Regions from separate parts of the Homo sapiens genome. Here region 2 is linked to region 1. A link is an interaction called in ENCODE POLR2A ChIA-PET data of the cell type or tissue named here. Cell type or tissue: Panc1. All regions are shown on one strand.

Region 1 (8,000 bases):
CCTTGATACTGTTTTCCATAATGGCTGTACTAATTTACATTCCCGCCTGCAGAAAGAGTTCCCCTTTCTCTGCCTCCTTGCCAGCATTTGTAATTTTTTGTTTATTTTGATAATGGCCACTATAACTGGGGTGCAATGATATTTCATTGTCATTTTGATTTGCATATCCCTGATGGTTAGTGATGTTGAACATTTAAAAATATATACTTGTTGGTTTTGTCTGCATTCTTTTGAGAGATATCTATTCAGCTCATCTGCCTGTTTTTTAATTGGAGGATTTTTGTTTGTTTTTTGCTGTTGAGTTGTTTGAGTCCCTTGTATATTCTGGATATTAACCCCTTGTCAGATGAATAGTTTGCAAATATTTTCTCCTATTCTGCAGGTGATCTCTTCATTCTCTTGATTATTTCCCTTGCTGTGCAGAAACATTTTAGTTTGATATAATTTCATTTGTCTACTTTTGCTTTTGTTGCCCGTGCTTTGAGGTTTTCTTTATAAAATCTTTGCCCAGACCAATGTCCTGAAGCATTTCTTCTATGTTTTCTTCTAGTAGTTTTATGGTTTTGGGTCTTACATTTAAGTCTTTAGCCAATTTTAAGTTGATTTTTATATATGGTGAGAGATACGGCTCTAGTTTCATTTTTCTGCATATGGATATCCAGTTTTCCTAGCATCATTTGTTGAAAAGACTGTTCCATCCCCAGTGAATGTTCTTGTCACCTTTATTGAAAATCAGTTTTGCTATAAATACATGGGTTTATGTCTGGATTTCCTATTCTGTTCCATTGGTCTATGTGTCTGTTTTTATGCCAGTGCCATGTTGTTTTGGTCTTTTTAATATATTTTGAGGTCTGGTAGTGTGATATGTCTAGCTTTGTCCTTTTTGCTCAGGATTGCTTTGGCTATATGGGGGGTGGGGTCCATAGAATTTTTAGGATTGTTTTTTCTATTTCTGTGAAGAATGTCTTTGGTATTTTGTTGTGAGTTGCATTGAATCTGTAGATTGCTTTGGGTGGTATGGTAATGTTCACAATATTAATTCTTTTAATCCATAAACATGGATGTCTTTCAGTTTTTTTATGTCCTCTTCAATTTTTTTCATCAGTGTTTAACAGTTCTTATTGTAGAGATCTTTCACTTCTTTGGTTGAATTTATTCCTAGATTTTTTTTTTGTAGTTATTGTAAATGGGATTGCTGTGTTTCTTTTTCTGCTAGTTTGTTGTTGGTGTATAGAAATGCTACTGATTTTTGTATGTTGATTTTGTATTCTGAAATTTTACTGAATTCATTTATTAGTTCTCAGAGTTTTTTTGGTGGAGTTTTTTTTCTTTCTTTCTTTCTTTTTTCTTTTTTTTTTTTTGAGACAGACTTTCACTCTGTTGCCCAGGCTGGAGTGCAGTGGCATCACCTCGGCCCACTACAACCTCCTCCTCCTGGGTTCAAGCCATTCTCCTGCCTCAGCAACCCAAGTAGCTGGGATTACAGGTGTGCGCTACAATGCTGGGCCACTTTTTGTATTTTTAGTAGATATGGAGTTTCACCATGTTGGCCAGGCTGGTCTCCAACTCTTGACCTCAAGTGATCCACCAGCCTCCTCCTCCCAAAGTGCTGGGATTACAGGTGTGAGCCATCGTGACTGTAAGTCTTTTGTTTTTCTATATATGATAGTTTATATGCAAATAGGGACAATCTGACTTCCTGTTGTCTAATATGGATGCTCTTTATTTTTTTCTCTTCCTTAATTGCTCTGGCTAGTACTTCCACTACTGTGGTGAATAAAAGTGGTAATAGTGGGCTTTCTTGTCTTGTTTTGGATCTTGGAGAAAAAGCTTTCAACTTATCCCCTTTCAGTATGATGTTGGCTATGATTTTGTGCTATGTGGCCTTTACTGTGTTGAGATATACTCCTTCTATACCTAACTTGTTGAGAGTTTTTATCATGAAGGGATGTTGAATTTTATCAAGTACTTTTTGTGCATCTATTGAGAGGAGCATATGGTTTTTGTCCTTCATTCTGTTGATGTGATATATTGTGTTTATTGACTTGTGTATGTTGTATCCCTGAGATAAATTCTGCTTGATCATGGTGAATCATCTTTTTGATGTGCTGCTAAATTTGGTTGACCAGTATTTTGTTGAGGATTTTTTGCTTCTATATTTACCAGAGATATTGGCCTGTAGCTTTCTTTTTTTTGTTGTGTACTTGTTTGGTTTTGGTATAGGGTAATGCTGGCCTCATTGAATAAGTTTAGAAGAATTCTTTCCCCCTTAATTTTCTGGAAGAGTTTGAGAAGAATTGGCATTAGTTTTTCTTCAGATGTTTGGTAGAATTCAGCAGCGAGGCCATCAGGTCCTGTGCTTTTCTTTGATGGAAGACTTATTATAGATTCAATATTGTTACTTGGAACTGGTCTGTTCTGGTTTTATATTTCTTCTTGGTTCAATCTTGGTAGATTTCATGTGTCCAGGAATTTCTCAATTTCTGCTAGGTTTTCTTTTCTTTTCTTTTCTTTTTTTTTTGAGACAGTCTCACTCTGTCACTCAGGCTGGAGTGCAGTGGCACGATGTCAGCTCACTGCAACCTCTGCCTCCTGGTTTCAAGTGATTCTCCGGCCTCAGCCTCCCAAGGAGCTGGGATTACAGGTGCGTACCACCATGCCCGGGTAATTTTTGTATTTTTAGTAGAGATGGGGTTTCACCATGTTGGTCAGGCTGGTCTTGAACTCCTGACGTCATGATCCACCTGCCTTGGCCTCCCAAGGTGCTGGGATTACAGGCATGAGCCACCACGCTGGCTGGTTTTCTTTTATTTTTCTGCATATGAATGCCAGGTTATAGCGACTAGGCTTTCTAATTTGTTTGTGTATAGTTGTTTGTAATAGTCTCTAATGATCCTTTGTATTTCTGTGGTATCATCTTTTTTTTTTTTTAAGTAAAAGCAAGTTTATTAGAGAAGTAAAGAAACAAAAGAATGGCTACTGCATAGACAGAGCAGCCCTGAGGGCTCCTGGTTGGCTATTTTTATGGTTATTTCTTATCATATGCTAAATTAGGGGTGGATTATTCGAGTTTTCCAGGAAAGGGGCAGACAATGCCTGGAACTGAGAGTTCCTCCTCCCTTTAGACCATATAGGGTAACTTAGGGATGTTGCCATGGCATTTGTAAACTGTTATGGCACTGGTGGGAGTGTCTTTTTAGTATGCTATTGGCACTTTCATTGCTATCTTGGTTTTGGTAGGTTTTGACTGGCTGGATTTTTTTATTGCACTTTTTTTCTTTTTTTTTTGGTTTTTTTTTTTTGAGGCAGAGTCTCGCTCTGTTGCCCAGGCTGGAGTGCCCTGACACAATCTTGGCTCACAGCAACCTCTACCTCCCAGGTTCAAGCGATTCTCCTGCTTCAGCCTTCCAAGTAGCTGGGATTACAGGCATGCACAACCATGCCAGGCTAATTTTTATATTTGTAGCAGAGATGGGGTTTCACCATGTTGGCCAGGCTGGTCTTGAACTCCTGACCTCAGGTGATCTGCCCACCTTGGCCTCCCAAAGTGCTGGGATTACAGGCATGAGTCACTGCACCTGGCCTATTGTATCTCGTTTCATCAGCAGGGTCTTCGTGACTTGTATCTTGTGATTCCCTATCTCATCCTGTGACTAAGAATGCCTAACCTCCTGGGAATGCAGCCCAGCATATCTCAGTCTCATTTTACCCAGGCCCTGTTGAAGATGGAGTGGCTCTGGTTTGAACACCTCTGACATATTTCTCCCTCCATTTTACAAGGGGACCCTTAATCCTATGGGTTGTAGAGGGATGAATATCTATCTTCTCTAACTTCTGCTGGCTGAATAGGGGTGATGATATTTCTATCTATTAGGGTCTCTTGTATTTAGAGTAGAGAGGAGCTCAGTCAGAAAACATTGGTATAAAGGCCGGGCACAATGGCTCACGCCTGTAATCCCAGCACTTTGGGAGGCCGAGGTGGACCAATCATCTCAGGTCAGGAGTTTGAGACCAGCCTGGCCAACATGGTGAAACCCTGTCACTAGTAAAAATACAAAAATTAGGCCAGGCACGTTGGCTCATGCCTGTAATCCCAGTACTTTGGGAGGCTGAGGTGGGTGGATCACCTGAGGTCAGGAATTTGAGACCAGCCTGGCCAACCTGGTGAAACCCCATCTCTACTAAAAATACAAAAATTAGCTGGGCGTGGTGGCAGGTGCCTGTAATCCCAGCTACTCAAAGGCTGAGGCAGGAGAATCACCTGAACCCGGTAGGCGGATGTTGCAGTGAGCTAAGATTGCACCATTGCACTCCAGCCTGGGCAACAGAGTGAAACTCTGTCTCAAAAGAACAGAAAGAAAAAAAAATACAAAAATTAGCCAGGTGTGGTGGTGTGTGCCTATAGTCCCAGCTATTTAGGAGGCTGAGACAGGAGAATCGCTTGAACCCGGGAGGCGGAGGTTGCAGTGAGCTGAGGTAGTGCCACTGCACTCCAGCCTGGGCAATAGAGCGTGACTCCGTCTCAAAAAAAAAAAAAAAAGAAAAGAAAAAGAAAATGTTGGTATGGTGAGGGTCATTCATAACTCTGACTTCTGACAAAAGGTGATATCAGGAAGAAGAATAAGTGTTCAATTTAAGAAATTGTTGAGTAAGCTTATCCTGCATTCCTGCACAAAGAGTACAACAGCAATATGTTTCACAACAGTAAATCAATATAAGTAAAAGCATTCCAACCAAACTAAATGATAAGTTTAGTTTGCAGTCACAGGTATTTGACTGTGACTTGCCCAGTTCCTGGAAAGAACTGGGAACTTCCCAGGAACTGGAACTGGGCAAGTGTTGGAACCAAGGAACTGGGCAAGTGTTGGAACCAAGCTGATTTGGGGTTGCTACCCAATTCCAGTATATGCCCATAATTAGAAGACTGATCCAGATTTTTATATTACCTATTTCTCTTGTTTCTTCTGAGCAGCAGCCAGAAATCACTAACTGATTCACAGAAATAAGCAGGGTCAATCTAAATTGCAGAAAAAAACTAAAAAACAGCAAATAAGACTAGACTCTAATAACAGGTGTACCATAGTTTTTGAAATACAAATTTTCTCTCTCCAGTCTTCATTTTTATTAAAACCAAATCATGGTTTCATTTGCAAAATAAGCTTTAGTCTTATTATAATTGTCTTGATTGTTTGTAGAAGTGCAGCAAGAATAATTATTTGCCATATAGGCACCTTTTAAAATTGCCTTTGATGGATCTTTGTTCGATAAGGAATCATGGATTAGACTTTTTAAAGCCTTGAGCCGAGCCATGGGTTTGTGACTGCAAATACCTGTATGAGCTGGGTAAATTTCTCTCCTCTCGAGGTCCCAAGATAACTTGGGGCTCCTAAGCCTGCCAGAAAATGACATTCTATACTTACCACAGGTGAGGAACCCTGTACAGGGACTGTGTAGACAAGATATGAGGCCAGTTTTCCCAAGGGGCTTTTATTCCTTAAAGGAATCTGTTTATATCTGAAAGAATGCCATTCCAGTCAAAGCCTTGGTAAAAGAACCAGTCTCCAACTGTGTTCTGTTACAAAAGAAAACAGTTGCTTTTTGCACTTATGTAAATAACTATATTGCCATAAGTTAAGAATACTCACAAATAGTTTCCAAATTCTGGAGAAATCAAATAGAGAGAAAGAAATATGCTCCAAGTTTTGCTTACAGGAGGATTCTTTACTCAATTGCTAAAAGCTGTAAATAATTGAAAAGTTTTCTTGACTCCAAAGTTGGCCAATTGATGCTGCAATCTATTTTCTTTGGGTCAGGGGTCTCTTCAGTATCATCCCTTTGTGATTCACCATGGAAGATGTTACTGGAAAGCGGTCACAATTCAGACCCCAAGAGAGGGTTCTTGGATCTTATGCAAGAAAAAATTTGGGGTGAGTCCACAGAGTAAAGTGAAAGCAAGTCTATTAGAGAAGTAAAGAAACAAAAGAGTGGCTACTCCACAGCCAGAGCAGCCTCTGTGGTATCAGTTGTAATGTCTCTGTTTTGATTTCTGATTTTATGTATTTGGGTCTTTTATCTTTTTTTCTTGGTTAGTCTAGCTAATGGCTTGTCAATTATGTTTATTCTCTCAAAAAAAACCAACTTTTTTTGTCAATCTTTTGTGTTTTCTTTAGTCTCAATTTATTTTATTTCTACTCTGGTCTTTACTATACCTTTCCCACTACTAACTTTGTGTTTTGTTTGTTCTTTCTTTTCTAGTGCCTTGAGATACTTCACTAGATTTTTTTTTTTACTGTATTCATTTATTCCTATAAACTTTCCTCATAATACTGCTTTTGCTGTATCCTATAGGTTTTGCTTTGTTGTGTTTCTATTTTTATATGTTTCAAGACATTTTTAAATTTTCTTCTTAATTTCTGTATTGACCCATTGATTGTTCAGGATCATGTTATTTAATTTCTATGTATTTGTACAATTTCACAAATTGTTGTTACTGATTTCTAGTTTTGTTTAATTATGGTCAGAAATGATAGTTGATATGATTTCAATTCTTTTTTTTTTTTTTCTCTGTCACCCAGGCTGGAGTGCAGTGGCACGATTTGGGCTCACTGCAACCTCTGCCTCCCAGGTTCAAACAATTCTCCTGCTTCAGCCTCCTGGCTAGCAGAGATTACAGGTGTGCGCCACCACAGCCAGCTAATTTTTGTGTTATTAGTAGAGACGGGGTTTCACTGTGTTGGCCAGGCTGGTCTGTAACTCCCGACCTCAGGTGATCCACCTGCCTCAGCCTCCCAAAGTTCTGGGATTACAGGATGAGCCACCACACCTGGCCATGATTTCGGTTCTTTTAGAATTGTTGAGACTTGTTTTGTGGCCTAAAATGTGGTCTATCCTGGACAATGTTCTATGTGCTGATAAAAATAATATGTATTTGCCTGGGCGTGGTGGCTTATGCCTATAATCCCAGCACTTTGGGAGGCTGAGCAGGTGGATCAAGAGGTCAGGAGTTCAAGACCAGCTTGGTCAATATGGTGACACCCTGTCTCTACTAAAAATACAAAAATTAGCCAGGTGTGGTGGTGTGTGCGTGTAATCCCAGCTACTTGGGAGGCTGAGGCAGGAGAATTGCTTGAACCCAGGAGGCGGAGGTTGCAGTGAGCCAAGATTGTACCACTGCACTCCAGCCTGGGCAACAAAGCAAGACCCTGTCTCAAAAAAAAAATGTGTTCTAGAGCTGTTTGATGAAATGTTTTGTAAATGTCTTTACATAGTGCAGTTTAAATTTAATGTTTCTTTGTTGATTTCCTATCTAGATGATCTATCCAATGCCAAGAGTAAGGTGTTGAAGTCCCTAACCATTATTATATTGGGTTCTGTCTCTACTTTTTGAAACATTTTTATTTTTTTTATTTATTAGAGGTGGAGTCTTGCTATGTTGCCCAGGCTGGTCTTGAACTCCTGGCCTCAAGCTACCCTCCTGCTGTGGCCTTCCAAAGTGCTGGGATTACAGATGTGAGCACCATGTCTGGCCCCCACTTTTTTTGAGACAGGGTCTCACTTTATTGCCCAGAGTGAAGTGCAGTAGCATGGTCATAGCTCACTGCATCCTCAAACTCCTTGGGCTCAAGTGATCCTCCTGCCTCAGCCTCCTAAGTGCATACTACCATTCCTGGCTTTTTCTTTTTTTTTTTTAGTAGAGATGAAGTCTCACTATGTTGCCCAGGCTGGTCTTGAACTTCTGGCCTCAAATAACCCTTCTGCCTCAGTCTCCCAAAGTGCTGGGATTACAGGCATGAGCCACTGTGCCTGGCCTCTGTCTCTCCCTTTAGATCTAATAATTTATGCTTTATATATCTGGATGCTCCATTGTTTGGCACATATAATTTATGATTGTTATGTCCTCTTGCTGAATTGATCCCTTTATCATTATATAATGACCTTGTCTCTATTTACCATTTTGACTTAAAGCCTGCTTTATCTGATGTTAAGCATAGCTTTTCCTG
Region 2 (8,000 bases), 300 kb after region 1:
GCTAGGAATTTATCTTGGGGAATAAATTCACAAAAGTGTGTCAAGTTATATGTTCAAAGATGTTTTTGGCAGGATCCATCAAGTTGTCCTGGGAATCCTCAGAATAAATACTTTGCAACTGTCTCAAAATCTAGGTAGCCTAGGTTTGCTGACAGGGAGAGAGGATGTGCCACGGATGCCATGAGAAAAGCAGCGTGCAGAAAAATCCGTCTCTTTTGCAGAAGTCACCTTGAAGGCAATGCTGGCTTTGTGTAAGAAGGTGGCATTCCTGATTCAGGCCAGAGTTGACCCTTAACACCCACCTTGATTGAGACTGGCTTTAACCACTGCCCTTACAGGGTTGGGAGCATTATTCTGGCTGGCCTCATCACTGGGCTCCACCATTTCATGGCAACTGAGGCACAGAGGGAGGCCACCCTAGCAAGTTCCATGTGCTAGGCTCTGCACTGGAGACAGCCATACATCATTAAGCCCATGTAACCCATATACAAATCCTTGGGATGGGTACAAGCCCATCTAACAGAAGAAGATGCTGAGGGTCCAAAAGGATCAGTGACTTGCCCAAGGTCACACAGCTGGGATGTATTAACAGTAGAGCTTGGATTCCAGTCCCGGTGGGACTGATTCCAAACCCTGTGTTTTGTCCCTGCCTCATGGCGTGGCCTCACACTACAACTCACAGACTTTGGAAAGCTGAGGGAGCTTGGTGAGCCTAGGGAGTGGGAGGCAGGGAGGTGCCTGCAGACATGGCTGAGATGAGGGAAAGAAGGGCAGCGGGCAGGGGACAGGCTTCAGCTGGGACAGCCATGCCAGGCCAGTCAGCGTGTCAAGGCCGCACTCACTCCTGCAGAACAATGAAAAGAGACATCTCAGCACCCACACCCTAATGCCTCACTCGAGAGTGTCCCCTGAGATGTGTCCCTCATATTGTCCCTTGCCAGCTGACGGCCACTCCCCAACCCCTGGGAGGAAATGTATTGGCTTGCGGGGCTATTTTGAAGCTCTGAGGAATGTGCCTGACCTGGCACTCCCCTGGGAAACCCCTCATCCACTGACTGGCTCAGACCAAGCACCCTCCTTCTGCAGAAACCTCCAGGTGGCCCCAAGGGGAGGGTGGGCAGGCATGGAGTTTGTTTCTTTCGGTGGCTTGGAGCTTTGATTTCCTCGTCTTTAAAATGGGAAGGCATGAGGAAGGGCAGAGTTGGGAAATAACTGCAAGCTCTCCCTTAGCTTCTAATATTCTCTGTTCTCTGGGCTTTTCTGTGGCCAGGGGAGGTTTATTTGGAGGAATGCTGAAGCAGTCCCGAACTCAGCCCTTGCCCAGGCAAGTCCAGCTTCCAGCACAGAGGCTGGGTCAACCCGGAGGGGAAGCCACACAGCATCCACCGAGCCTCTGAGAACATTTTCCTTATCCTGATCTGAATCTACTTCCTGCTAATGCCCGCCCATACCCACTAGTTCTGCCTCTGGGGCCACAGAGAACATATCAAAATCCTCTCCTGAAAGAGGACATTTCACATAGCCCCTCTCCCGGCATCCCCTCGGCTTGAGGATAACCAGCCCTACTTCCTGTGGCTTCTGGTGACCAGTCCTGTGTCTCCACCATCCAGGCTGCCCTCCTACCCTGCTCTCATAAAATGTACACCAGGACCTGAATCCAACCTTCACCTGTGTAGACCAGGTGTAGACAGGCAGAGAGGGCAGAATGGAAGCAACTCTTGCCATGTCATCTCTCTATTTTTTGAGATACAGTCTCACTCCATCACCCTGGCTGGAGTGCAGTGGCACGATTTCTGCTCACTGCAACCTCCACCTCCCGGATTCAAGCAATTCTCGTGCCTCAGCCCCCTGAGTAGCTGGAGTTACAGAAGTGCACCACCAAGCTTGGCTAATTTTTGTATTTTTGTAGAGATAGGGTTTCGCCAAGTTATCCTGGCTGGTCTTGAACTCCTGGGCTCAAGTAATCCACCGGCTTAGGCCTCCCAAAGTGCTGAGCCATTGTGCCCAGCCTCTCTCTAAACTTTCTAAATCCTAAACCTCTACAAATGCATTCCAAGAAATGTGAATTCTGTGAATGCATCCCTAGGATTTGGAGAGGCATTTATACTGCTGGCTTCTGCTGGCTCCCAAACAACCCCAACCCTGACACCTCACACACCTGCTTCCATGAAAACCAAACCTCCTGCTGCCTACACTTGGGCCGCTGATTTCATCAGCGCCCATTACATTTTCTTTTCCTAGGACAGTATCATTTGTTGAGAATTTACTCAAGGTATAATGGCTGTTAACAGGCGTTGCAGGGAGGAGGGAAAGGGGAGTTATTATTTAATTGATACAGTTTCAATTTTGCAAGAGGTGGGTGTTTTATTCTTTTTGATGCTAATAAAAATGGAATTGTTTTCTTAATTTCCTCTTTGAATTGTTCATTCGAAACTCATTACATTTACATCTGTTCAGTTCTAAGCACTCTCTCTCCTTCCTCCCTGGTCACCTGTAAATGTGAACAGGATGCCATCAAAATATCATCCAAGTCACTGACCAACATTCCAGGTCAGAGACAGAGCATAGAGTCCTGTGGCATGCCCCTAGAGACTCTCCTTCCGGACAGCACTGACACACTTGGCTTAGTTCTGTATGAAGCTGAGAACAGGGTGCTCCTGGGTAAAACACAGCATCCGTAACAAATTTTTTTTTTTTTTTTTTTGAGACGGAGTCTCGCTCTGTCACCCAGGCTGGGGTGCAGTGGCGCAATCTCAGCTCACCGCAAGCTCCACCTCCCGGGTTCTCGCCATTCTCCTGCCTCAGCCTCCTGAGTAGCTGGGACTACAGGCTCCCGCCACCACGCCCGGCTAATTTTTTGTATTTTTAGTAGAGATAGGGTTTCACCATGTTAGCCAGGATGGTCTCAATCTCCTGACCTCGTGATCGGCCCACCTCGGCCTCCCAAAGTGCTGGGATTACAGGCGTGAGCCACCGTGCACGGCCAATTATTTTATTTTTCAAACCTAAGAGGAGCTCCCAATATGAAAGTATTGTCAGCAAGTTTTCTCATAAAATGAGAAATCTTGTAAATTAAACAAATCACAAATTGGCCTGCTTTGCACATCCAGAGTTTCATGACCTCTAGCTAATAAAGATGCCCATGTTTGCTCAGGTCACCATGTGTTGGGCTCCTGGCTGGGCATTTCAGGCACATCCATGCTATCATCATCCCTATTCTCCAAGTGAGGATACTTGGGCTCAGAGAGGTTCGGTGACTTGCCTAAGGTCACACAGATATAAACCCAGATGCATGTCCAGGTCTGTTGGACTCCAAAACTGTTCTTTCCACTGTGTGGTGCTGCCTCTCAGGTTTCCTTAAGGAGGCTGCACCTGTTTACATATTCTCTCCAGACTAAGCCCAGAACTCCATCCCAGGCCTCCAGCAGACTCCCCAGCTCCTGCAGGTGATCAAACAGCTTCAGATCTACTGAGAAACATGCAGATCCTAGGAGACAGAGGATCCCAGGATTCTGATGGAACTGGCTGTCCATGCTAGAATTTTCCCCCTAGTGAGTGTAATTCCTTCCAGGTCCCGGAGCACATTTTAGAGCCGGGCACTTTGTAATTCTGGTTAATGTCAGTCATCTCAGCTACTCTGTAACATCCCTTCTCTCCAGGCATGAAATTGTTTTGGTTCACCCGTGAATCTTCAGCACCTGATATGGTGTGTGGCACACAGTAGGCACTTAATAAATGCTGGTTGGAAGAGCAAAAGATCAGATGAGATAACGGACATGGCCATGCTTTTCATAAGGTTGGCAAAGGGTAGCATGGTCACCATTAGGTAATTAGGAAACCCTGCCTGGAGGATGCTTCGGCCCGGCTAATGGAGGGATAACTCGTAGAATGAGCAAGAGGTAGGGAGAGACCCACAGGGCATGGAAGTGATCAAGGGATGAATCCAGTTCCTTCCACAGGAGGATGTCCCCAGGCGAATCTGTCATCCTGACAGGTCCACAACCATTGCAGATGACCACATTGAATAAATCAGCCAGGGAGCTCAGGGTGGATGAGGGGTGGGAGGGAGATGTCACCTCTTCGGAGCCATGGAAACTAGGCCCTCAGCAAGTTCATGTACACCAAGGCGATGTATTTGGGATGGTGATAAAAACTGGGCCACTTCTGGGCGGGGCTGGTGGAATTCCTGCTGCTCCTCAGGCCCACTCCTCTTCCTTTCCCTCAGCCTGGAATGCCCACTCCCTCCTTTCTCCCTTCTCACCTCTCACCCATCCTTCAAGGCCTTCACTCCCGGTAACACTACGGAAATGGAGTGTCTATCATGGTATCATGCAAAGAGAATGTGGTTTGGAGTTAGAAAGACATGTGGGTTCAGGCCCAGCTCCACCACCCATGAGCTGTGTGGTGTTGGGCAAGCTACATGACTCTCTGAGCCTCAGTCCTGTATTTGTAAAGTGAACCTCACAGGAGTGCTTTGAGAATTAAAGAGGTCATGGACACATAGGTACATAGCACACCGCCTGGCACACCACATTCTCAGTGCACCGTGACTTCCTTCCAGCCCCTTCCTAGACATCCCATGCGGTTTGTGGTACCCAGTTCTGCTGGGCCTGGTGGATTATTTGTCCATGCAAGGAGCTCTGCTCTCTACAACTAGACTATGAGCTTTTGAAGGAGGGGCTATGCCATCTCTGCATAGTCCTCAGATAGAGCAGTACTGAAGTCATGGGGCCTAGATTTGAATTCCGGCTCTGCCACACAGTCTACGTGACCATGGGCAGACGTCCCAACACCTGCCAGAGCCACTGGTTCCTCAGCTGTAAAACGGGGATGACAAGAGTGGATGAGAACAGTCGTGCCCCGCAGAGGACTGCTGTGAGGCTCTAGGAAGGTGCACAGAGCCTGGCCTGGTTCCCTGTGCAGAATTACAGCTCGGTAAATGCTGGAGACCATGATCATCATCCCTGCAGGGCCTGGCACGGCAGGCAGGGGCACTGGCACATCTTTTGGGAGAGAGGAAAGTCTACGTAATAAGATGCTACAGTTCTCTGTTTTTGTATTTTGGGTAATGGGGATGATGGGTAGGTAGCCAGACTCTAGGCAGGAAGCGAATGCTTACGCTAGGGAGAGAAAGTTAGTAAGCGAGTGTGAGTGCCAGGTCCCAAATCAGCTGAAGGAACAAGAGTCCATTCTCCACACCTGGGAGTTCTTCCTGATGATTCATGAACAACATTCTCATGTTGCAAGTCCAGTGAGCGATTTTACCACCACTCCTCAAATGAGCTTCCCCAAGCTCATTAAAGTAAGCAGCTCAGCAGCTCAGAATTTGGTCAGCTTGGAAGCATCACCCTCCCTGGGGGTGGCCCTGAGATAACCCAACCTAACTTTTTAATTAAAACAAGTTGACTCCTGGGTCTCCTTCCATGAAAGTCAGGCTGCTTGGCCCTACAGACTTTTCAGGCTTCACAAGCTCTACCTGGTGGTGGAAAGTGGGTGGGAGAAGCCAAACTTCTTATCACTCAATATTCCACTTCCAGAGTCAGGGAGCCCTCCTGGCTGAGATGCTGCCGAGATCCCAAGGGCAGGGCCTCTGCTAGAGCCATCAGCCCTATGGCCAAGTGTCTATCTTCATTTCAGACCAGGATGAGGAATCTCTTCCTGTGAATCTGCCTTTTGGGTCTTTGGAGAACAAAGACTGTTTGTGTTCTGTACTTCGTCCTCTCTCCTCCTAACCTCTCCCCCAGCCCTAGTCACAGTTGGACGATTGCTTGGGTGAGCCACGATACATACGTTGGTGCATTCATTTATTTCCCAGTTGAAAGGTGGTGTTGCGATTTCTGCAGCTGCATCTGGAATACACACACACTTGCTTTTTTTAATGGGGCAGTCACCCGTTGCAGCTCAAGCTGTCTTGATGGTTCTTCCACCCTTTTGAAGTCTCCACCACATCTTTTGCCTACTGAGTGGGAAGTTCCATGCTGCTGGGTTCTTATTTTCTTAACACAGTGGAAATATTTGGCCTTTTCCATAATATTTGGCTCTCCTGGTACAATACATAGACAGCACTTTTTAATGTTGTGATTTCAAGGGACTGTTTATTTAATAGTGATCTGTAGGATACCACACACTGCTGTGGGAGGCCAGCCCTGCAGACAGGGTGGGGTGCAAACAAAGGAGCCATCTAGAATTCTGTGCTCCTAACCCACTTCTGGGAGGCACGCAGGCATCCGATCTTCTCTTAAAGACTGTAATTTATTATGCCTCTTTTAAGTTAAAGAGGCTCTCTGAGTTACTCCCTTAAGACCCCCTACCCCAGAAAGCAATAAAGGCGACTAAAATGAACATTTGTGAGGGTAAGAAGGTAATGCCACTTTTAAAAGGAAGGATTTTGTTTGTTTTTTTAAATAGGTCTGGTTCTAGCCTTTGAAGATGATGGATTAACATGTAATCCTGTGTCAACCACCCAGCAAGTATTTACTGAGCACCTGCTAAGTGCAAAGCTCCATGAAGCAAGGCAGTGCAAGGACGGAGGGAGGCAGGAAAGGGCAGAAAGACCGTGATGCCGCCTGTGCAGAGTTTATAATGTAATCAATCAGACAATCACATAACATGCGCATAACATAGGACCTAAAGCTATGCTTAAGCCTTGCTGGAACAAGGCAAGGTAAAAGCAAGGACAAAAAAGGTAAGACTTCAGTAATGGTCCACTCCAGCAATACAGTTAGGACTAATTATCCATTGAATGGCTCAGGCCAAAAGTCGGGTTGCATTAGGTAGGATTCTTTTACATATAATTATCCCCAGCAAATAAGACCAACTTATTTCCACTTGCAAGCAAAGCTACAGGTCCCAATTTAAACAGAGCTAAATCCCAAAACTGGCTTCTGTGAATGGGTGACATCTGGGGAAGGTCTGCAGCTCCACCCCCACCCCAGGTAGACTCAGGTGAAGCAATACCTCTCAGGGGCCATTTCTGGAGCAATCCACAAGAATGGCCAGTGAGGCTTCCAGGCCCTGAGCAAAGAGGGGAAAACAAGATAAGAGAGGTTTATTTCGGATTAAGTAAAAAAACAAAGGAGGCTTAGTTTTGAAAAACTGGCTGAGTTCTTAAGATAATGGAGGAAGGTTTCGGGTTTCTGGTCCTATCAGTGAGAACTGGGTAGGAAATTATAAAAAGAACTTTCATTCCAGACAAGGGAGACAGGCCAGGAAGGAATGATAGGAAGAGATTAAAACTCACTATGTCTTCCAATGTAGGCTGAATCGGTCCTTAGGGAGAAGTGCCAATAGGCTGGAAGGTCTTCCGGGTATTACCAAGTGTTGATGAGGATGTAGGAGAGCTGGGAACCCTCATGCACACAGACTGCATTTAAGTAAATACTGTCATATGGCTTTTCAGTAGCAATCCCACTCCTGGAGAAATCTTTGTGGAGGTTTTAGGGCTGCAATATATAAGGATGTCTGCTGCTGCAATGTTTGCAGTAGAGGGTGTTGGAGGCAAGCAACTTCAGCGTCCATCAAGAGGGAGAATGAGTAAGTGTGGTGGACATGAGTATGGAATACCATGCAGCAGTCAGAAGCAATAAAGTAGAGGCATACAACCACTTAAATGGATCTTATAAATATAGTATTGAGTAAAAAGGGAGATTACCAAACAAAATCAATAGCATAACACCATGTATATAGATTACCAACCACACACACCAACAGCATAACCTATTTTCTGAGGACACACAGGCTTAGGTTAAACAAATTAGAGAGGATGGCTAAGAGGAAAAGGGATAGGATTGAGGATTAGGGCTAAAAGAAAAAATAAAAATAAGTCAGGATGAGGGTTTGCAATGGTGAGAATACGCAATAAATTGAAAAATAGGATGAATTTCCCCAGTTGGTCAGAAGAACCAACACATGATCTACATTTTTAGGTGGGAACAGTCATAATACAAGACAGGTGCGAAGCATCCTTCCAGTCTGTGTTTGCATGCTTTTACTACAAACAT

What was found. Peaks named below come from ENCODE experiments on the same cell type or tissue, not always from the same donor. Only the 100,000 strongest peaks of a DNase experiment are listed, where the experiment ranks them.
Region 2: POLR2A ChIA-PET joins it to region 1 with 6 read pairs; 2 of 35 experiments call an interaction of 5 or more read pairs at or near these places.

What each region holds. Positions count from the first base shown.
Region 1 is chr10:103,524,011-103,532,010 of GRCh38, forward strand. The region is part of intron 1 of NEURL1 (neuralized E3 ubiquitin protein ligase 1); the gene reads left to right. Among named protein-coding and RNA genes, the nearest start is that of NEURL1-AS1, 11 kb to the left of the region's middle. RefSeq lists enhancers at 3,573-4,073, 4,074-4,574. In Panc1, no CTCF peak of the experiment used is centred here; a DNase peak (open chromatin) is centred at 3,641.
Region 2 is chr10:103,823,078-103,831,077 of GRCh38, forward strand. All of the region lies in intron 1 of SH3PXD2A (SH3 and PX domains 2A), which reads right to left. Among named protein-coding and RNA genes, the nearest start is that of SH3PXD2A, 28 kb to the right of the region's middle. In Panc1, no CTCF peak of the experiment used is centred here; no DNase peak of the experiment used is centred here.